7 separate regions of the Homo sapiens genome follow, and regions 1, 2, 3, 4, 5 and 6 are each linked to region 7. A link is a contact called in ENCODE Hi-C or POLR2A ChIA-PET data. All regions are on one chromosome and are shown on one strand. Each heading gives the region's core, a stretch centred on a gene start or an enhancer-like site at or near the end of the contact. The rest is flanking DNA. Distances are from core to core; before and after follow the strand shown. Region 1 holds the start of ELF2 (E74 like ETS transcription factor 2). Region 2 holds the start of RAB33B-AS1 (RAB33B antisense RNA 1). Region 3 holds the start of NR3C2 (nuclear receptor subfamily 3 group C member 2). Region 4 holds the start of SETD7 (SET domain containing 7, histone lysine methyltransferase). Region 5 holds the start of SCOC-AS1 (SCOC antisense RNA 1). Region 6 holds the start of MAML3 (mastermind like transcriptional coactivator 3). Region 7 holds the start of SMARCA5 (SNF2 related chromatin remodeling ATPase 5).

What was found. A loop is a pair of places that touch in the nucleus more often than their neighbours do. ChIA-PET counts read pairs that join two places held with the same protein, here RNA polymerase II (POLR2A). Pooled maps may share reads with other maps.
Region 1: a loop to region 7 is called in a map of CD4-positive, alpha-beta memory T cell, with 11 times the contacts of the local background. The contact joins the promoter of ELF2 here to the promoter of SMARCA5 in region 7. A Hi-C loop is called at or near these places in 2 of 168 maps with a recorded cell type or tissue (CD4-positive, alpha-beta T cell and CD4-positive, alpha-beta memory T cell) and 9 of 50 pooled maps.
Region 2: a map of gastrocnemius medialis shows a loop between it and region 7 (19-fold over the local background). The contact joins the promoter of RAB33B-AS1 here to the promoter of SMARCA5 in region 7. A Hi-C loop is called at or near these places in 7 of 168 maps with a recorded cell type or tissue (CD14-positive monocyte, CD4-positive, alpha-beta memory T cell, CD8-positive, alpha-beta T cell and 2 more), 2 of 37 single-sample maps with no recorded cell type and 15 of 50 pooled maps. POLR2A ChIA-PET finds 5 or more read pairs at or near these places in 1 of 52 experiments (T-cell).
Region 3: a map of naive thymus-derived CD4-positive, alpha-beta T cell shows a loop between it and region 7 (38-fold over the local background). The contact joins the promoter of NR3C2 here to the promoter of SMARCA5 in region 7. A Hi-C loop is called at or near these places in 2 of 168 maps with a recorded cell type or tissue (both naive thymus-derived CD4-positive, alpha-beta T cell) and 14 of 50 pooled maps. POLR2A ChIA-PET finds 5 or more read pairs at or near these places in 2 of 52 experiments (PC-9 and naive thymus-derived CD8-positive, alpha-beta T cell).
Region 4: a loop to region 7 is called in a map of CD4-positive, alpha-beta T cell, with 8 times the contacts of the local background. The contact joins the promoter of SETD7 here to the promoter of SMARCA5 in region 7. A Hi-C loop is called at or near these places in 3 of 168 maps with a recorded cell type or tissue (CD4-positive, alpha-beta T cell and naive thymus-derived CD4-positive, alpha-beta T cell) and 9 of 50 pooled maps. POLR2A ChIA-PET finds 5 or more read pairs at or near these places in 2 of 52 experiments (T-cell and activated CD4-positive, alpha-beta T cell).
Region 5: a map of CD8-positive, alpha-beta T cell shows a loop between it and region 7 (11-fold over the local background). The contact joins the promoter of SCOC-AS1 here to the promoter of SMARCA5 in region 7. A Hi-C loop is called at or near these places in 6 of 168 maps with a recorded cell type or tissue (B cell, CD4-positive, alpha-beta memory T cell, CD8-positive, alpha-beta T cell and 1 more), 2 of 37 single-sample maps with no recorded cell type and 16 of 50 pooled maps.
Region 6: a loop to region 7 is called in a map of CD8-positive, alpha-beta T cell, with 14 times the contacts of the local background. The contact joins the promoter of MAML3 here to the promoter of SMARCA5 in region 7. A Hi-C loop is called at or near these places in 2 of 168 maps with a recorded cell type or tissue (CD4-positive, alpha-beta T cell and CD8-positive, alpha-beta T cell) and 10 of 50 pooled maps. POLR2A ChIA-PET finds 5 or more read pairs at or near these places in 1 of 52 experiments (naive thymus-derived CD4-positive, alpha-beta T cell).

The regions. Positions count from the first base shown.
Region 1 is chr4:139,175,926-139,178,625 of GRCh38, reverse strand. It overlaps ELF2 (E74 like ETS transcription factor 2), which reads left to right and starts at 1,408. Exons shown (of 10, transcript NM_001331036.3): 1 at 1,408-1,659. LOC105379412 (a long non-coding RNA gene) reads right to left here and starts at 2,471. Exons shown (of 4, transcript XR_007058273.1): 1 at 2,278-2,471. RefSeq lists a cis regulatory region at 1-71, silencers at 438-817, 828-1,787 and an enhancer at 2,388-2,437.
Region 2 is chr4:139,452,732-139,455,431 of GRCh38, reverse strand. It overlaps RAB33B-AS1 (RAB33B antisense RNA 1), which reads left to right and starts at 1,391. Exons shown (of 1, transcript NR_159964.1): 1 at 1,391-2,700. RAB33B (RAB33B, member RAS oncogene family) reads right to left here and starts at 1,311. Exons shown (of 2, transcript NM_031296.3): 1 at 988-1,311. The coding sequence starts at 1,236. RefSeq lists enhancers at 1,014-1,063, 1,684-2,023 and a silencer at 1,284-1,613.
Region 3 is chr4:148,440,979-148,443,787 of GRCh38, reverse strand. It overlaps NR3C2 (nuclear receptor subfamily 3 group C member 2), which reads left to right and starts at 1,374. Exons shown (of 9, transcript NM_000901.5): 1 at 1,374-1,628. RefSeq lists a silencer at 1,177-1,466.
Region 4 is chr4:139,554,865-139,557,564 of GRCh38, reverse strand. SETD7 (SET domain containing 7, histone lysine methyltransferase) reads left to right here and starts at 1,346. Exons shown (of 8, transcript NM_030648.4): 1 at 1,346-1,467. The coding sequence starts at 1,428. RefSeq lists an enhancer at 189-358 and silencers at 1,099-1,208, 1,429-1,488, 1,549-1,718, 1,849-2,038.
Region 5 is chr4:140,372,016-140,374,715 of GRCh38, reverse strand. It overlaps SCOC-AS1 (SCOC antisense RNA 1), which reads left to right and starts at 1,324. Exons shown (of 5, transcript NR_033939.1): 1 at 1,324-1,453. SCOC (short coiled-coil protein) reads right to left here and starts at 1,070. Exons shown (of 4, transcript NM_001153484.2): 1 at 999-1,070. RefSeq lists a silencer at 781-980 and enhancers at 1,141-1,190, 886-1,387.
Region 6 is chr4:140,152,746-140,155,576 of GRCh38, reverse strand. It overlaps MAML3 (mastermind like transcriptional coactivator 3), which reads left to right and starts at 1,393. Exons shown (of 5, transcript NM_018717.5): 1 at 1,393-2,717. The coding sequence starts at 2,250.
Region 7 is chr4:143,512,398-143,515,097 of GRCh38, reverse strand. It overlaps SMARCA5 (SNF2 related chromatin remodeling ATPase 5), which reads right to left and starts at 1,396. Exons shown (of 24, transcript NM_003601.4): 1 at 997-1,396. The coding sequence starts at 1,173. SMARCA5-AS1 (SMARCA5 antisense RNA 1) reads left to right here and starts at 261. Exons shown (of 2, transcript NR_104027.1): 1 at 261-653; 2 at 873-1,626. RefSeq lists enhancers at 776-895, 956-1,015, 1,306-1,675, 1,706-1,775, 1,806-1,895 and 1 more.

The sequences.
Region 1 (2,700 bases), core at 159-2,658, 4.3 Mb after region 7:
AGGAGCCCCGCGCGCACCGGACAGGCTGTGCTCTTTGTTAAAGAAACAAATACAGAAAACGCCGCGGCGGGGAATGGTGGTGGTGAAGAAATAGACTGAGGCGTTTGTATGCATTAACTGTGCCTACAAAGCCCATTAAAGAGACGCTCCTACACAGGGCAACCCACGGCACCGTGTCATTGGCTTTTGTGCACTTGAAGGCGCGTGAGAGTGCCCCGCTCGAAGGCTCCCCTTTGTGTGAAAGTGTGGAAACCAGAAGCGTGCAGCCACTGCTGGGTTTTCGTTTTCGAATTCGCAGGCACTTGGGCCAAAATACTCCCACACCAGAACACTCTCTCATTCTCGCACCAACAACACTCAGACTTGAGTTACTTCTCCGTTGCGGACCGCGCAAGGAGCGACAATGGCTAGGTGCGAGTGCCCGCAGCTCCCCGGGCAGCTCCAAGGGGCCGCCCGCCGCGCTCCGCAGCTGCGCGCTGGGCCCAGCCACCCGACAGCCAGCAAACGCCGGCACCAACCGCCGCGCGGCCGGGCTGTTGGGCGGGTGGTAATTTCTGGGAATGGGGCGGGGTCGCGGGTGTACTACGCCCGGCTTTTGCTAGCGGGGAGGAGGAGCTGGCGGCGCCGAGGGGCGCGAGGCTGGCGGGGCGGTGCGCCACGTGCGTCACCGGCCGGGGCGGGGCCGGCGTCGCGCTCCTGCCCGAACCCCCACCTTTCACTAAGCCAAGGCTGAGGAGTGGGAACTGGAAAGACCGGGCTAGGAGTTTTTGCAAAACCTCGCCCCCCTGTAACTGTCAGACTGCCCGACTGTGGGGCCGTCTCCGGAGAAGGGCGAGAGTCCTGAGTTGGGGATGCGGTGACGGCGGGGCCTGCGGGGGCCCTGAGTGGCGAGGGTGTGTGCGTGCGGTCCCGGCCGGCGGGGGAAAGCCGGCGGGCGCTGCAGGTGCACGCGCGGCCCCATCGGCCTCACACGCCTGCCCCGTGCGGCAGAGCCCCCTGCACCAATCCGGGGCTGGAGTGGAGAGCGAGATCGGGGAGCCCTGGGCAAGGAGCCGGACAAGTGACGAGCGTCTTTACCTGGGAAGGCGGGTTTGGGAGAAGTTGGGCGAGGAGAAGAGGGCGGGATTCAAGACAGCAAAAGAAGCAGGTTCGGCGGGCTGGTGGGGGCCCGAGGGCGGCGGGGCCCCGCGGGGTATAAATAGCCGGCCCGCGTTTGACAGGCGCTGCGGTGACTGGCGGTGCCGCCCCCGCCCCCCCGCCGCGTGGGGAGGGGAGGAGCACTCTGAGCTGGCGGGGAGGGGGAGGCGGACTCCAGTGTCCTGGTGGAGGCGGCAGGAGGCCGAGGGGGAGGAGCCGAGGCGGGGGGTGGAGGGAGGGGGCCGGGAGCGGAGCGGGGCGGGGGCAACCATTGCTCCCAGCGCCAAGCTCTGTGTCGCCGCCGTCGCCTAGGCGGTTGGGGGTCGGTGGGGCGGCGCGGGCGGGGGTCGCTGCGCGGGGCGGCGAGCCTCTGTTTTGTCTCCTTCTCTCCCTGTGGAGCGGCTCGGGCTGCTGGGGAGGCCCCGGCTCCCTCCGGACGCTCGGCCAACGGCGGCGGCTAGTCCGCGGCCCTGCTGAGAGGGAAAAGGACGCCGCGGTCTTCCCAGGCGTCGCGGAGAGCAGGTAAGAGCGCGGGCAGCCGAGGCTGGTGAGAGGGAGCGCGAAGGGCGCGGCGATAAAGCCTGGCTGTCCCGACTGCCGCCGCCTCCCTCCGCGCCCCCGCCCCGCGCTTGTGTTGTTTGCTTCGGGGTTTGCGGAGGGGTTTTCCGGCGGCTGCGGCGGTGACACCGGCCGGGGGCTGGGGGAAGGGGGCTGAGTGTCCCCAGGCAACGGTCGCGGAGCGGGACTTGGAGAAAGGGGAAGGCGCGCTGCGCGCCTGCCCGCGGGGAGCGCGGGGCGCGGGGCAGGGCTGAGGGAAGAGGTTACAGACCCCGGCGGGGGGGATGGGCCGAGCGCAGCTGGTCTCTCCGTGTTTACATCTCTGCGCGAGTCACCTCTGCCGAGAAGCGGACTGAACTGACCCGCCTCATCCCGCGGGGAGGCCAGGGCGGGGGTCCGGCTCCGGAGGAAGCGCGTCCTGGGAGGGTTTGTGTAGGGCGGGAGTCTGCGGCCGGCGCCGGGGCTGGGCGGCGAGCTCGGGGCGGGACCTGGGAGGCTCCGGCCGCTCTGGGTGGCGGGCAGGCGGGGGGGGGCGCTGGACACCAGTTTCCTTCCCTGTCGTGCCTTATCGCCGCCGCTTACCTTTCCTTCCCGGCGCTGCTAGCTTGCACGACAGGTTGTACTCGGCAGTTCTTTTATTCTCGCTCTCCACGCCGGCACCGTGCTGCCATCTCCCCCTATTCCCCGGGAGGTAGGGAGGCTTTGCTCGGATCGGAATCTGTTTCTTAAGCAAAACAAAAACGGGCTCGTAACAGGCACGTCCAGTGACCGCCTTCTGGATCCTCGCGAAGCTGGTCCTCAGGGACCGCGCGACGGGATGGTCTAGGGGCGCGGAAGGAGGACAGGGAGGGCTCTGCCAGGGCTGGATGCTGACTCTACCCCAGGAGCTTTGTGATCAGGGTAGCCGAGCCCTCTCTTCTGCTCCATTTGGGCATTTTTATTCCATGTCCATAAAGGACTCAAAAAATATTCCGTGACACCAAGAATAATCCAGATCGCACAGTT
Region 2 (2,700 bases), core at 142-2,641, 4.1 Mb after region 7:
AAGCAAGCCTGTTCTCCCACCACTCCCCATCCCCACCAAGAGACTGAGATAAAGACGATCGCTGATTTAAAGCAGTAGTATAAGGCAAGGTGGTTCCACCTATGTTTTAAGGAGTGGCATCAACAGGTGGCATTTAGTGGTGGCTTGCTATGAAGGTGTGTCTAAGGTTTATACCATCAAGAGGCCTAAGCCTTGTCATTGATCCTCATTCCACTGTTAGATTCCAACCCCTCAGAACTTCAAACCTGCCCTGGGGCCTATACTACCTTCTCCACTATTACTGTCACTCAGTGTCCCCAGTCCCAGGGACCAAAAATAACGACTTAAAGGGAATAAAGAATTGGGCGTGTGTCTGAGGTGGCATCATGAGAAATGCTTTTGGCAACCTGAGTAGGAACTATCACATATAGAATGTTTCTGCAGGAAAATAGATTTTTCTAAAATCAGTATCATAAAGAAACTACTACAGCAAAACTGTATGCAAGAGAATACCTAAGTACTTCCTCAAAGGCAATAGGCTTTACTTCCACAACATCTAAGGCACTGCTCGAATGAATGTTTAATAACTATTACTGATTAAATGAATTTTCCATTCTCGCGCAATTTCACTGTTTTTCCTCCGTTCATATTTGACTGACTCCCAGCACACGACACACACAGTAAATGGGTCGGTAGATAAGCCCTACACTCCTGAACTCAAAGTGTGGTCCACGGACTAGCTGCACCTGCATCATCAGCGAGATTATTAAATCATAGCCTGCATTTTCAAAAACAAGATCCCCAGGTAAATCGCATGCACAATGAAGTCTGAGAAACGCTGCCTTAGAAGTTTGCAGTATTGCAATCCTTCCAATCCCCAACTCCAATCTCATCAGCGTGAGAAAAAAATGGAGCGCACACACACCGTGCACACGGCCAGCGACCAGCCCACGGTGGGGTTGGGACACCTGTCACCCTGTCCTCCCCAACAGTTCCCCATCCGCTCACCTTGATGCGCTCCCCATCAATCTCCACCGCTCGTTCTCGGAAATCCACCCCTATCGTGGCCTCGGTGCGGTCGGGGAAGCGGCCAGCGCAGAAGCGGTAGGTCAGGCATGTCTTGCCCACATTGGAGTCGCCGATCACGATTATCTTGAAGATGCGGGAGCGGGCAGGAGGCAAAAACCCTGAGGCCCCTGACACTGCCCCGCTGGACGAAAAGCTTGCCTCGAGCGACGACTCCATCTCCTCAGCCATTCCCCCGACCCGCCCCAAACTGAGGCGGAGGAAAGGAGACACAGAAAGGCTGAGAGATTACGCCACCGCAAGAGCGCGCGCCCAGCCGGCCAGTTCGGCTGCGCAACTTCCCAGGAGCCACCGCCCACCAGCCCCGAGCGCGCCTGCGCACCTTCCCGCCCCGCCCTTGCCCGCACAGGTGTGGCACCCGCCCGCCCCGCCGCACGGAGCCGCCTGCCCGCGGCCACACGCCAGGCGTCACTCGGGCTGGCGCCGGTCTACCTAGGCAGGCGTGGGACCTGTCGGGGGCTTCACGGCAGCGCGGAAGGCCAGCCTGCAGAGAGGCTGGGCCCAGCGCCCTGACTGACCCAGCCCCGCCACGTCCAAGGTTCCCGCCCTCTGGAGGAAGCCGCGCAATCACTCCGGGGGCGGGGAGAGACAGACAACTGAGAGGAAGGAGGTACCACGGGCACTCTCTCGCGAGAGGGCCGCAGAGCCGCCTTTGACGGGGGCGTGTACCTGGAGAGCAACGGTAAGGACGGAGCCGACGGCTCCGGCGTCGGGTCGGTTCCGGCATCGACGTATCGTTTGGTCGCCCCAGAGAGGAGACAGGTTTCTTCAGCTTGCCGCTGAGGATGTGGCATCGGCTGCGCTCACCGCCGCCGCCTCTGTGAACTGCGGGAGTTGGGACAGCGGCCAGGGCTAGATGGGTGGGACGCGAGTCCTCGCCGAAAGCTTGCCCTGTGCGGGGCGCACTTGGAGGCGAGCTCTGGGCCGTGGCGAGTTTTGCAGCCTAAGGTCTTGGCAGGCGCATTGCTGTGGGCTGCCGGAGAGCAGGCTGGAGTTCGAGACCGCCCACCGGAGAGCAGGCGAGAGTTCGAGGCCTAGGTACAGCGCATTTCGCTAGGCATCCCCAAGAATATCCGCGTGATCCTTGTGGCCAGAGTTTGTTGAGCTAATATCCCCAGCCCAAACAGTAGAGCACATCACATGTCGGCCACCTGGGAGCGTTGAACCTGGTAGTTACTAGGCGCCCCTGGTGGAAATAAAACTCATTATGCCCTAGTTATGTCTTAGTGCCTGGGTGACGATGATGTAGCGGTTAAAGATTAACTGAGCGCACTTAGAGGTTGTCTTTGTCTACCTAAGGAAAATATCAATAGATTAAACCCCCAACCTTAAAGAATCTCCGTGAATTTTTCTGAGGAAACGTGCAATATTGTCATACAAAAGGCCCCAAATATGCAAACATTGCTTTTTGTTAAAAGTTTGTTTTGTTTTGCAGTGACATCTGTTTGAGCAGATGAATATGCCATTGGGAAAGTCAAGGACTGTCGGAGAGGAGGACATGGCAGACCTTAACTAAAGTGAGGGGGACAGTAGAGCACTAAAAGTTCTAGGAAAGGAGATGAACTGCTTATTCCATCAGATGAAAATATAGTCAGAACAGATGAGTAGTAGAACTTAAACATGCCCGGAGTTGCC
Region 3 (2,809 bases), core at 125-2,624, 4.9 Mb before region 7:
CCGCCTCGGGCTTTGGCGGGCGCGAAGCGAGGGTGAGGCGGGAGGCCGCACAGCTGCCGCCGCCGGGCTGCGGGTCGCCGAGGGCCGGGGGACCAGATTTAGGTGTATACGTCACTGATGCTGACTCCGGGCCAGCGGGGAGCCTAAAACGGGGCCTTACATGAGAAGCCTAAAAGTCCTTAGAAATCAAAGTTAGGAACCCCATCCTTTTGCTTAGTAACTGCAGCATTTGGGTGGGCGGGAGGAGAATCGAGGAGGGGGCGGTTGGAGGGAAACCGAAATTTCTTCATGCAGACAACCGATCCTTAGAAAACAGTTTGGTTCCTTCCCCCCTCCTGTCTGTTTCTCCCACTTATGTGACCCACCCCCTCCACCCATTATAACGTGAATATCCTCGATGGTAAGCTTGCTTTCAAATTGAACTAGTGGAAAAATCCAATACTAAAGTAGTAAGTACAGTGACAAAATTATAAGGAAGTAGAGGAGCAGCTCTTGACCCTGCCACTTCTTTCATTTATCTTTCTCTCTCTCTCTTTTTTTTTTTTTTTTTTTTTTTTTTTTTTTTGGTGTTAGGGGTCTAAGGGATGGGAGGAAAGCTGTGTTTAAAGGGTTTTTCCAGCACGGTTAAAACAACTAAATTCAAATCGAGTGAACGTGATCGTCTTGCTCGCTGGCAGCGAAGGCTGCTGCTGCTCTGCTGAGAGGTAACTCTGGAGACAGTGGAAAGGGGCTGGGAGAGGAACCTCGAGGGTCGGGTGAAGCCCACCCAGAGTCCTCCCCGCGCGCGGACGCTGTTGGGCGGCGCCAGGGTCTGGGCTGCAGCTCACCTGGAGCTGCAGGTGGAGAGCGTGAGGGGACGACACTTTGCTCGCGGAAAAACCGACTTCTTCCGCGTCAGCACACTTTTCACATCTCTCCAGATATCCTGGGGTCGGTCAGAAGGAGAGCAGGGTGGACGTAAGCAAGTTTGGGGCGGCCGAGCGATGGGGGTGGGGGCAGCGTGCGGAGGCCGCCTGATGTAGCCACCGCCCGGCACCCCAAGCTCCCGCCGCGGCTGCGGCTTTAAGGAAGCTGCCGAGTCCAGGCTGTGTCGCAGCAACTTTGTATCAGTCATGTCGCCCGCCTGGTGACTGACAGCCTGGATTGTCCAATAAGAAGCCCGCCTGACCCGTGCGGCGTGGAGCCTTGCTTCTCTTCGGGCCAATAGGAAGGGTTCAGGGGGGCGGGATAGCAACCTGAACTTTATCTGGACATGTGACCCGCTTTTAAAAGGGCCAGCCCTCCAGCTGGCCCACTCCCCCTCCGGGCTTTCGCCCGCCCTCTCTCCCTCCCTTTTTTGCCCGCCCTGGCCCTGCCCCTGCCCCTGCCCCCTCCTCTCAGCCCCTCCGCGCCCGGGGTGTCATTGGGCCCGGGAGACGGGAGCCAACTTCAGGCTGCTCAGAGGAAGCCCGTGCAGTCAGTCACCTGGGTGCAAGAGCGTTGCTGCCTCGGGCTCTCCCGCTGCAGGGAGAGCGGCACTCGCTGGCCTGGATGTGGTTGGATTTAGGGGGGCTCCGCAGCAGGGGTTTCGTGGCGGTGGCAAGCGCTGCAACAGGTAGACGGCGAGAGACGGACCCCGGCCGAGGCAGGTGTGTAGGGGCGCGCGGCGGGGCACCGCTTGCCGTGCTCGGCGTGCGGCCGCGGCGCGGGAGCGTGCACTTTGCAGGGAGAAGTGGCTGCGTAATCCGGAGGCACAGTCAGTATGGTGCTGTGTGCTTGTTGTTTTGTTTTGGTTTTCCACTTTTCTCCCCCTTTGGCCGCCAGAGGACTATTTTGGGAAAGTTTGGCCACTTTGGATAAATGCCCTCTAACTAGCAGCTTTTAACTGCCTTTGGCAGTGGGAGGTCTACCACCCTTCCCTTTACCCAAAGATGAATTTCGGATCATTTTCCCTGTACAATTTTTAAAGGACGTTTGAATAATATTTCTTTCCTTTATCAATTGCGGACGCTCCCAAATCTCAGCCGGAGGTGTAGCGCATAAGGGCAGTTGAAGGAGATATAGATCCTAATAGATCCTGTATAAAAGGGGCTCTGGAAATTCGTGCATTTCCCGTTCGCTAGCATTCGCGAAACTCTTGAGACAGGCTACGCTTCCTATGGCATCAGTTGGAATTTTAAGGGCAAGGGAGAAGGGGACGAAGCTTCTTTTGGTGGCATCCTTACTCTGCTACTGAATTTTAGGTGCGTGGCTTTGCCTACTCAATTTAAAAAGACCAGGTTTAAATAATAATGGTTTATGGCACCATCAGTTTTAATTATTTATTATGACATAGGAGTTAGGAAAACTTTTGATAGCAGACGAGCTTTTGAAACCGCCGAATTTTAAAGGCACCAAATTGCTTCCTAACATTTTGTATTGCCATTTCTCTAGGTGCTGTTATTGATGATATTTACATAGTAATGATAACAGCATTCTCCATCTGTGAAGTCCTGCTGTGAAGTTTAAATTTTATGTTTGACATCGTGGCAGCTATCATGGAAAAGCTTGAGAGGAGAAGTTTTAAAAAATAATTTAAAGTGGAGCTTTTTCCTTTAAGGGAGGCATAGTTTTGTTTGGCGATTTTTGGAAAGATCAGGTGGCTCGGTAAATTAGGTGAGTGAATAGAAATCAGGTGTGCTCAGTTCTAACTGGTTCTCCCGCTCTCTCAGGTGACCTTGGGCAGATTTCTATCATTTACCTCATCTATAAAAGAGAGGAACATAATAGTTATGTAGTGGGGAATGACAAAAAATAGTTACATATAGTGAACTTTTACAACTATGCAGTC
Region 4 (2,700 bases), core at 97-2,596, 4.0 Mb after region 7:
ATCCCCAAAGTCTCATTCATTGATCAGAAAACAAAATGGAATTACTTTTTTTTTGCTCCCTCCTCCCCTCCATGCAGTAGCTGTTCTTGGCGGGTGCCCAGAGCGGCACCCGGTAATTCCACGGTACATTGTGTACATTTACATCTGTTTAATCGGCTATTTACAGTCGCCCTTTACCGCCACCTGTAAGAGGCAGCGCCATAACGACACTAAGTGGCCGGGCCGGAAGCCGGGTGCCCAATGGTTTTCTCCACTTGAGGACGCCTGAATCTGTGAAGTGGTTGGCACTTGGAGAAACAGAGAGACAGCTGGGGACATCACACGTACAGGGCGGGAGGCGCGGGAAAGAGGCGCGCCAGACGGAGGGTCCTTCCTTCCTCGTTAGCTCCACTCGGCGGCTCCTTTTCCATTACCACAGCAGCAAGGAGGAACCTGCCGAGCCTTCGGTGCGGCTTGTTTCCTGCCTGACAGAGAGCCCGCTGCCATTTGGATTTGATGAATTTCTGAATCACCCGAGGGCCTGGCGACCCGAAGGAGGGCGGGGAGTGGGGGCGCTGGGGTGGACCCGCCATCCTGCGGAATCCGGGCCAGATAACAGCCCCCGAGCTGGGGAAATCGGCTTGCGGATGTGATGCGGGACCGCGAGGACACCTGCGCTCCCTTGCGTGTCGCACTCGTGCAGCTCCCGGTGGCGACGGGGTGATGTGGGGGCGAGGGTGAGAGGAAGTCCAGGCGCCAGAGCGTCAGAAACGCTTCCTTAGCTTCCCTGGCACTTTGGAGGTTGTCTCGAGGGAACACGGACAGTGCACGACGGACTTTCAAGTTGCTCCCGGCACAACGGGAGGTCGGGAGCTCGGAGCCCCTACGGGCGGTCCAAGTGTCCGCGAGAAGCCCGCAGCGCCCAGGACCGCGTTGAGCGCTCGGGGCGCGCCAAGCCGCACCTAAGCAAAAGAGAAACGCTGACGGGCCGGAGGCGGGTTGGCTGGGACGCGGAATACGCGCGGCCCCGGAGCGCCTTTCGTTTTAAGGAGCCTTACTTCTGGAAAGGGACAGGGAACTGTCAATCAGCGAGGGAGGGAGCGCACCGGCGCTGGGTGATGTCAGCGGATCAGCTGCTCGATAACAAAGAGAGGGTATTACAGGAGAAAGTTGCAGCAGCGGCAGCGGCCAAGGCGGCACACCGGAGCCTCCGAGGCGAGGGGCAAGTGGGCGAAGGGAGGGGGGACGACGGCTGCTGCCGCAGCAGCTGAAGGCCAAGGAATTGAAAGGGCTGTAGGGGGAGGCAGTGCGAGCCAGCCCCGACTGCTCCTCCTCTTCCTCCTCCTCCTCCAAACTCGCGAGCCCCAGAGCTCGCTCAGCCGCCGGGAGCACCCAGAGGGACGGGAGGCAGCCGCGCAGCCCCGAGCTGGGCAGTGTCCCCAGCCGCCATGGATAGCGACGACGAGATGGTGGAGGAGGCGGTGGAAGGTACAAGCATTTCTCCGGGGCCGGGGGAGGAGGCGCAGAGGGCCTGGAGCGCGGAAGGAGTGGCGGGCTGCGAACAGCGCGGCGCCGGGCCCCGCGGCCGCCACTGTCCCCTACACGGGTGGCCGGTTGCCCGGCTCGGGCGGGGGCCCGACAGCCACGGTCACGCCGCCGGGAGCGCGCACTGCGCGGCGGGGCGCAGGCCGAGAATGGGGCTCCGCCAGGCCGGGGGCGCTGGAAACGCACGGCCGCTCCATCCCGCCCGGCCACAGCCTGCATCCACCCTCGGAGTTGCGAAACCTGCCCCGCGCTCTGGCCTTTCCGCCTTTGGGCGCGGAGGGTGGGTGCACTCCGCAGGGCAGCCCCTTGAGGCCGGCGGACTCCGCGGAGCAATCCCCTAGCCCAGTTTTGGCCACCCCGATCCCCTCCCGGCCGCCAGCCCTTCCCTTCTGCTGCCTCTGCGCCCCGCGGCGGCCGCGGCCCCGTCCGGGTAGGTCCCCCGGCGCAGCGCACGGGGCCAGACCAGGCACGTGGCAGCCGCGGCCCAGGCGGCAGCTCTTCCGAAAAGATGAAATCATTGTCGGGCGACGGACAAGTCTCCCGACCCGGGACTCGAACGTGCGCCGTCCGGGAGGCGGGCAGCCCTCCCCTCAGCTGCCCCCGAGCGAACTCAGTCAGGCCTCCCCCTCCCCCTTCCTGCTTGGCTGGGATGCAGCCGCCACGCTGTGCAGGCGCGCCGCGAGTCCGCACCGAGATTGCTGGGTGACACTTAACTTTCTGAATTCCATGCCGTTGGCTGTGGGTGATATCACCGCCTCAGTGTCGTGTTTCTCCGCCCCTTCTCTTCTACCGCCCCTCCCCCGACTTTTCTCGCCACTTTGTTTTGCTGAGTTTCTCCACCTTTTTTTTTTTTTTTTTGTTAGTTCTGAAAAAACGATGTGGGGACGTTATACAATCTCGTTGTTTGTATCATAGGATGTTATGATTTTGTAACAGCGAATACTGGAAAATACTCTTTAGCGTATTTATTTGGTTCCACTCCATACAGTACGTCGTGATGTTTTTCAGTGTGGTGTGGTATGATACCAGAATGTTTTAAACTAAGCATGTGAGTAAATAATTTTTAGCTGTTGGTTGAATCTGGTTTCTGTCTGATTTGTATAAACACAAGTTCTGACGAAGGATAAAGAAAAAAAGTGGCGACACTACAAATGCATAAGGATACATGGTTATTGT
Region 5 (2,700 bases), core at 75-2,574, 3.1 Mb after region 7:
TAAGTTTGCCAAACATTTTGCTACCACTGATGTCAAACTCCTCTGGAATCTTTACTAAGCAACTGAAAATAAACTCCATTCCCTTCAAGCTACGGAACTTCAATATAATGTCTGTTCAGATCTGTTCAAGTTCTGCTTTGACTTGTCCTGGTTAAATAAATCCAGTTTCAAATTCCACAAGATCAAGGAACTGTTTGGCCAAATGAGGATTTAAATGGAAGCTATACTCTCAGAGAATGGCTAGCTACACTGATTTTAATCAGGAATAGAGGTACCAGAATACATGGGCACAGCTTTGGGTCCTCGGGCATAGAAAACGTGTTGGCAACCTGGAATGGCATCTGTCCTTATTGTTGCGTAATAGTGTGAGGTTGACACACTGTATAACAGAAGCCCTGCCTTTCAGGAATGTATCCTCTTTCTCCTTTCCAAACCTTTCTTCCCAAAACTTGTTCAGCAGGACTCTGGGGGAGAAGACGATCAGGAAACAAACCCAGGTGCCGCTTTCGCCGCCTGGAAAAATGGTCCAATCCTTATTTTACGGCTCTCTAGGCTCCCTCCCCACCTCAGCCTCCCCTCCCATCTCTCAGGCTCTCGCAGAGCAGCCACGGGAAGGTCCAGGCGTGCCAGGTCCCATTCCACCCAAACGCCCCTCCCGCAGTCCAATTCCAGAGCCGAGAGCTGCAAAGCGGCTCCCGACCCAGGAGCTGCGGGGAGAAAGCTACACGATGTCTGCGTCAGGGACCGCGAGAGGTCCCTCTCCCAAAGAACGCCTGGGCCTGACAACGAAAACAGGAGAAAAAGAGGTCGCGCAAGGGTTCTGCCGGGAGCCAGGCCTCCGCCGCCCACCAAATGCCCAGGCCCGAGACCGCTCCTCCCGGGCCCCCGGTGCGCAGGGCCGCGTCCAGCCCGCCCCGCCCTCCAGGCCCTCGGAGGTACTGAGGATGCAGCTCTAGTCGCCTGGGGCCAGGCCCTCCGCTGCCCGGGACGGCCCTCACCTTCCGCTTGAGGCGCCGGGAGAAGGAGGGATCCGGCCGACACCTCAGGCCGGGACACTTGGACCAACTGACCCCGGCAGCTCCGCCCACTCCGCCCACAGAACGTGCGCCGTGAGAAGAATCCCATCCCGTCCCAGCCGCTCGCCCGCCAATCCTGACTCGAGAATACACGCCTGCGCATTAGCTGCCCGCCTCACCCCAGTCGTCCAATCTCAAAGCACCGGGATCCACCTTTGCCATAACAAAAGGACACTGACATCCAATCAGGATTGAGGTCGCTGTGGGCGGGACCTGGAACAGCGACAGCCAATGACAGTAAAGAAGCGAAGCTAAGCGGCGCTGGTGAAGCGGCTCATCAGGTCTATCAGGAAACCTGAGAATTGGAGTGAGAATCCCAGTGTGGAAAATCAGGAAAGAGGCTGGTATGAGCGACAGAGAAGTCATTCAGGAAAGAGGTTGGTATGAGCGACAGAGAAGTCATTCAAGTTCGAGAAAAGAGCGTTTGCGAACCAAGCAGAGAAAGTCAACGCGACACCGTCGTTCCTTAATTCTAAAAGCAGACTTTTTCATATTTTTCTTATTTCCGAAATCGGAAAGCTTATAGTTGAGCTAGTGGAATGTTCCTCTCCTCACGCCCCTCCTCCGAAACTATTATTAAATCTGTAGTGCGTGGCCATTTAATATTTTAGAATTGAGAAAATACCCTAGTGGTACTGAGGCATAGCACTTGTGCTTACCTTACCCCTGTGGAGCCTCACAGCAACCCACAGAAAGGAACTGAAGCCTGAGCGTGAACACATTTCTTGCTCAAGGTCACATATACGGTATCAAGAGTGGAGTGTTCTTCGTGACACCGTTCATCGTAATCTAGTACTTGACACAAAGCGGCATCCTGCTTTAATATTCGTTGAGTACAAGGTAGACATCCACAGCAATACATTATTATTTTGGCTTTGGCACAGCCTCCTAAGCTGTAGAGACAAGCCTTATGTCTCCCTGTTTCTTGACTTTTTACTTCTGGCACAGTTTGCTGACACATCGCCTTAATCATTTTAAGAGCTATATAAAAATATCTTCTATTCAGTGTTTTGAGAACTATGCATTTGGCTGCGACTGCAATATTCAGTTTGAGGAAATTTACTAGAATGCAATGTAGGAGCTAAATAAATGAAAAAAAATCCAACATAAATCTAATAGGAGTGCCAAAAAAGAGAGACTAGAGAGAATGGATGCAGGCAGTATTCAAAGAGTAATAACTAAGAATTTTCCAAGATTGTGGAATATTTGAATTTTCAGATTCAAGAAGTACTTATTCTTGAGCAGGATTAATATAAGAATTCTATGCAACGGTGAAATTGCAGGACACCAAAGATCAAGAGAAACTATTAAAAGCAACCTTTTGTTTTTGCTAGAACAGTATTTTTAAATATTTTTAATTGTAGTGAAATATACATAGAATAAAATTTACCATCTTAACCATTTTTAACTTCAGTAGTATAAGATACATTCCACATTGTTCTCCAACCAATCTCCAGAACCAATCTCTCTTTTCATCTTGCCAAACTAAAACTGTATACCTATTAAAGAGCAACTCTCCATTTCCTATTCCCCTCATCCTCTGGCAGTAATCATCTTACTTTGTGTTTATCAGTTTGACTACTCTAGGTACCTCACCTAAGTGGAATAATACAGAATTTGCCCT
Region 6 (2,831 bases), core at 144-2,643, 3.4 Mb after region 7:
AGGTTAGAAATAGCATCCTGTGCTAATCTGCAATGCCAAGAAATGAAGATGGTTTAAATCAGATCTCATGACTAATGCATAAGATCCAAAGTTCTTTTATTCCTGGCTATTTTAGAAAACTGGGGTGTATTTTTACCCTAAAAACTAATTCTTAAGATTTATTGAAATAATACAAAATGACTTATAATTAACATCTCACAATCAAGATTTATAGTTTACTGATTATTAGAGAAATAATAATTTCTCCATCTTAATTTTTAAAAATATGTATATGCAATGGTTTAAGTCCATATTCAAGAATATTTGATCCTTAGTTGTTATTTTTGTTTTTAGATAATATCGGGAAAGATAATGTGCTTTAATAAAATGGAAAGTTTAGATTGATTTCTGCAGTTGCTAGTCCATTTTAATTGTACTTATTGTGAATTCATTGAAATGGAAAGAAATATATCCAGCAATAAAGTAGGCCTGTTATTTTTGCTTGTTTTTGTTTTGGTCATGACAAACTGTGAAATGCTGTGTTTTTTCTATAGTTCTAGTCTATGAAATCTGCAATCTTTCCACTTGATTTACGAAGGACCTTAATTACTGCTGTCATTAGCACCTAGTGTTCAAAACAGTCTGTTTAAATGTACTGTTAGTCTCACCTCCAAGTCCCTGCTTGCTTTATTTTTTTCCAAGGGTAAGTAAAACAATAATTGACTTAGTAACAACAATCATTATGTACAGTGAGTTAAATATTACACATTTTTGATGCCTATTTCTATTTATTTAGAATTTGGTATTTGTGTGTTCAGTCTGGCCTAGACTTGGAACAAGTGTCCGTAAGTAGCGCTGTTACTAGCGCAGACTTATTACCTGGGTTTTAAAAACAAGTCACTCATTTGCCTTTTTCTTTCCACATGGATAGGGATGACAGACAACTGCTGTAAAGCTTCAATGTTTCTGCCTGGTCATGCACAGTTCTGCAATATAATGCATAAATGTATAACAACAACTTGGGATCGCTTGATACTTTCCTTGGAATAAGGAAACCCTACCAGGCGCGTCCCCGCGCACGCGCGCGCGCATACACAGACACACACACTCACACACGCTCTCACGCACACACACAGGTCAAAAGTTGATTTATTTCTGAGATCCCCCCAGAATCTTTCTTCTCTCCGTCGCCGACGGCTCTGGGCTTCTCGGCGGGGCGGTAGTGTGGTTGGGGGCGTAGGAGGGGCGCCGGGCGCCGAGGCGACGGAGACGGGAGCCGGGTGCTGGTGCGTGCCGCGCCCGCTCCTGCCGGGTGAGAGTCCGGGCCGGGTTTTGCGCCGTGTCCGCGGGCCTGTCTCACGGCCTCCAGCCGCCGCCGCTGCCGTGTTTACTGAGCTCGCGCGTCCTGATATCACTCCGCTGGCATGGAGGAGGAGGAGGAGGTGGAGGAGCGAGAGGAGGAGGAGGAGGCGGCGGCGGCGGCGGCGGCGAGCAGTTGATCATTGTGATGGTGGCAGGAGCAGCGGCGGCAGCGGCAGCCCAGCCGAGCGTTAGGTGCTGCTCTCTGCGCGGCGTTTTGCAAAGGACTTCACCGATCTACTTTTGCAGTCGCCTCGGACTGTCCATGTGTTTACTTCCCCCAGCCCGAGGATTCGATATCTAGGTTCCTGTGAAATGCAACTGAGCAGCCAAAGTACTTTGAGAACACGGGGCGGCATAAACACCAAAACTTTTTTGTGGAAGGAAAATGCAATAAGCAAGCTTGCCGTTTTCCGATGCGGTGTGGAGTGAGTGTGTGTCGCGCGTGTCCGCACTGGAGGCATATGCTTGTGTGTGTACATGGGGTGTGTTTTTCGGTATGTAGGGAGAAAATGCTTGCCAACCACCGGAAATCTCCTGGAATTTATTAGAAAATAATGGATTATAAAAAGAAGGCAAGCAAGGAGCGGATCTCCCCTTGAGTTGCAACCCGATTTGCTGCTGGCTCAGTTTGTTGTGATTCTTTTTGTTGATAGGTGTCTGATGGTATTCCGATAACGTTCCCCCCTTTTCTTCCCCTTGAGCTTTTACAGTTTAAAAAAAGGAAACAAAAACCACCCCAAAATCTCCCCCCCCGTTTTTTTCGCCCCGTCGGGATCGCCGTTTCCATCCATGTGCTTGCGTCTCCCCCGCGTTCCACTTAAACTATTTTAATCCTTGGACCCAAGGAGGAGGCTGATAGGGGGGTGGATAAAAAAAGTTCTTCCAAAATAGTGTGCCCGGGGAGCAGGATGGGGGATTTCGCAGCCCCCGCTGCTGCCGCGAATGGCAGTAGTATTTGCATCAACAGTAGCCTGAACAGCAGCCTCGGCGGGGCCGGGATCGGTGTGAATAATACTCCCAATAGTACTCCCGCTGCTCCGAGTAGCAATCACCCGGCAGCCGGTGGATGCGGCGGCTCCGGGGGCCCCGGCGGCGGTTCGGCGGCCGTTCCCAAGCACAGCACCGTGGTGGAGCGGCTCCGCCAGCGCATCGAGGGCTGCCGTCGGCACCACGTCAACTGCGAGAACAGGTACCAGCAGGCTCAGGTGGAGCAGCTGGAGCTGGAGCGCCGGGACACCGTGAGCCTCTACCAGCGGACCCTGGAGCAGAGGGCCAAGAAATCGGGCGCCGGCACCGGCAAACAGCAGCACCCGAGCAAACCCCAGCAAGATGCGGAGGCTGCCTCGGCGGAGCAGAGGAACCACACGCTGATCATGGTGAGGGCGCACGGGCAGCGGGCTTGCGGCGCGCGTTGGGGGTGGTGGTGGTGGTGGGGGGCGCGTGGAGCTTCTTACATGGGGGTACAAGGGTCTGATTTGCACGGTGGGTGA
Region 7 (2,700 bases), core at 147-2,646:
AATCTTTGGGCTCCGACTCACAAAATATCTCAAAACAGGTCGAAGGCCAAGAAAATAAAAATTGGAAGGAGCAATTACTTTGTTCCCAGATGCAAAGCCTGGAAGCATATCCAATTTACCCGCCTGGCAGCTTCCCCCATCTTTCCAGCCCCCTCAGTACTGTCAGCATCCCCTGCCCAACCCAAACCCATAAGTCTCGGCAGCGAGTGGTACTAATTTTTTTTTTTCTTAAGGCCAGAGGCCAAAAAGAGAAAAGTGCCGGACTGAGAGCCAACCAACTGCGCCTGGTTCTCTAATTCATTCCTACACTTATTCATCCCCCCTAAATTAGACGGGGGATCCGAGACAGCTGCTGCTGCCTTGGTTGCTTCCCTTCCAGTGGAATAGTGCCTGGGAGGGGCCTTCTCTCCCTTCACAGAAGCAGCTGCGCCCCGCTTATCCCCACTGCGCACTCGGCCATCCAGCTCTCGCCATTGTTTCTGCCCACAACAGATACCGCCCCTGCAAGGACCGGGAAGAAGAAAAGGAGGCCCAAGTCCTCGGACGCGCTGCTTTTAAATGCCTCCTTCACCCCGCCCGTGCATCCCGCTCCTAAGGGGTCATCTCCTCGCCCTTCCCCGAAGTTTGGTGGAAACTAAAAACCACATTCAGAGGTAGGAGAGGGAATTATGGGAGTCTAGTGGGAAAAAAACGATGGGTCCCCCGGGCCACGGTAACCAAGAACATCTGTTCACTGAGAGCGTTCAAATATTTGTCAGGATTCACGAAAGAGACAAATAATTTAAATGTGAGGAGCCAGAAATCCATTTTGCTTAGCTCGAATAGGGTAAGAACAAGGGAGCAAGAGTGAGAGCATCATTTCGTATCCACAGGGTGTGAAGCTGAGTCTGGTGCAGAGAGAGAAACCCGGCTCTGCGTCCGATCGCCACGATCCGGCGAGGGAGCCAGCTCCTCCTCCCCGCTGCACCCGCTCCCCATGCCGCAAGTCGCCCTCACCTCCATCTCGGCGTCTGCGGGACCAGCGCTGGCCGCAGACGCAACCGCCTGCGCCGCGACGCCTTCGGGGCCGCCTTTGTTGCTGCTGTTGCTCCCGCCGCTGGCGATCGAGGCTGCGGGCTTGGAAGGCGCGCTCTCGGGAGGCGGGGGTGGCGGAGGCTCGGCCGCGGACGACATGATGTTCCGTCTGCGTCACCCGCTGCTGCCAGAGGCCCGAGTCCGGCGGGGATGGACGGGGAGGCCTAGGCCTGGATGCTACGTCGCAATAAACTGGTGGAGGAGCGAGACTCCCACCCGAGCGCTCCCCTGCGCCGCGCCTCCGCGACGGGCCTGAGCCGGGCCCAGGAGCTGCACACTCCCAAACGTTCTGCTCTTCCGCGGGGCTCTAGGTTCCACCGGCGCTTACCTCACGGCGGGAATCACGTCGACGAGGGTGGGCGGGGCCAGACGGGTCACTGAGGTCAAGGAAGGCCGGCTGATTTAGAGAAGGGCGGAGGGTTGGGGGAAGGGAAAAGGAAAACGAAAGAGAGACTGAGGCTGGGAAAACGCTTCGCCGCCTCCTCCTCTTCCTCTGGAAGATAACATCTATCTCGCCAGCATCCAGGACGACGACCTACGCCACCGACTTTCAACACTCGCGAGATTCCTTATTGGCTCACTGACTGGGTCCTGAGCGCGCATGCGCATACTGCCCTCCTCACCCTTGGCCCGCCCTCTTCCAGATCTCTAGCCGGCTCGGGAGAGAAGAGTGGGCGGGACCTCCAGGGAGCGCTCGGAGGTGTAGGTTTGTGCGCCTGCTGCTTGGCAGGACGCGAGCTCAGTGTTTTAGGCTTTCGTAACGGCTCACGGTTCTCGCTGTGTCTTCTGTGCCTGACAGGGGTTGGCGGCACTACCGGAAAACTTGTCTGGGTTTTGCGCTGCCCATTCAAACTTGGAAGTCTTGTGTCTGGCCCCAAAACTTCTGCCGTATCCGCTTAGAGGCGTGACGCCACAGCCTTGACGACGTTATGGTTACCCCAAGTGAAGTCTCACGGTTTTTTGTTGTTAGAAAAAAAAAAAAAGTCCGTTAGTGTGATTTTTTTCTTTTTTCTTTTTTTTTTTTTTTGCCTTCTCATGTTAGCTGCGTCGGTTATTTCTAAATACCCTCCTTAGGCACAGAGTTAAATGATATTTCTTCTGAATTTATATGCCAAAGTTAAGCAAATAACGTGCACACTACCATGGAAGTGAGAAACACGAATAATCAATATATGGGGAAGATAGGTGGTGCGATGTAATCTTTTCCCCAAGCATCAAACATGAAAATTAAAACGTACATTCTCCTTAAGTGTTAACAAATATTCAGCACTGATTTTGTATACTGCCTTAGGCAGCCTTCAATGCAGCTTAAGGGCCTTGTGCATTCATCGCCTACAAAATTTAAATACATTGTAGTCTGTTTGATAACGAATCTGCATACTACAGTAGATTACCTGCCCAGTACAGGGTCTTTTTTATCTTTTTTTATTCCTCATATTCAGTATTCTCTAAATGTTTGTTGAGTAAAGGAGACACATTTTTCGAGAGTTGAGGTTTGAGCTAACTGGTTATGTTGAATTCCAAACAGAAGGGATCCCCTTTGAATATATAGCCTGCAAATTTTTTAACTAATGGAATGATAATTCTTAAATGGACATCTGGAAAAATGTCCCCACTCCACTAGAA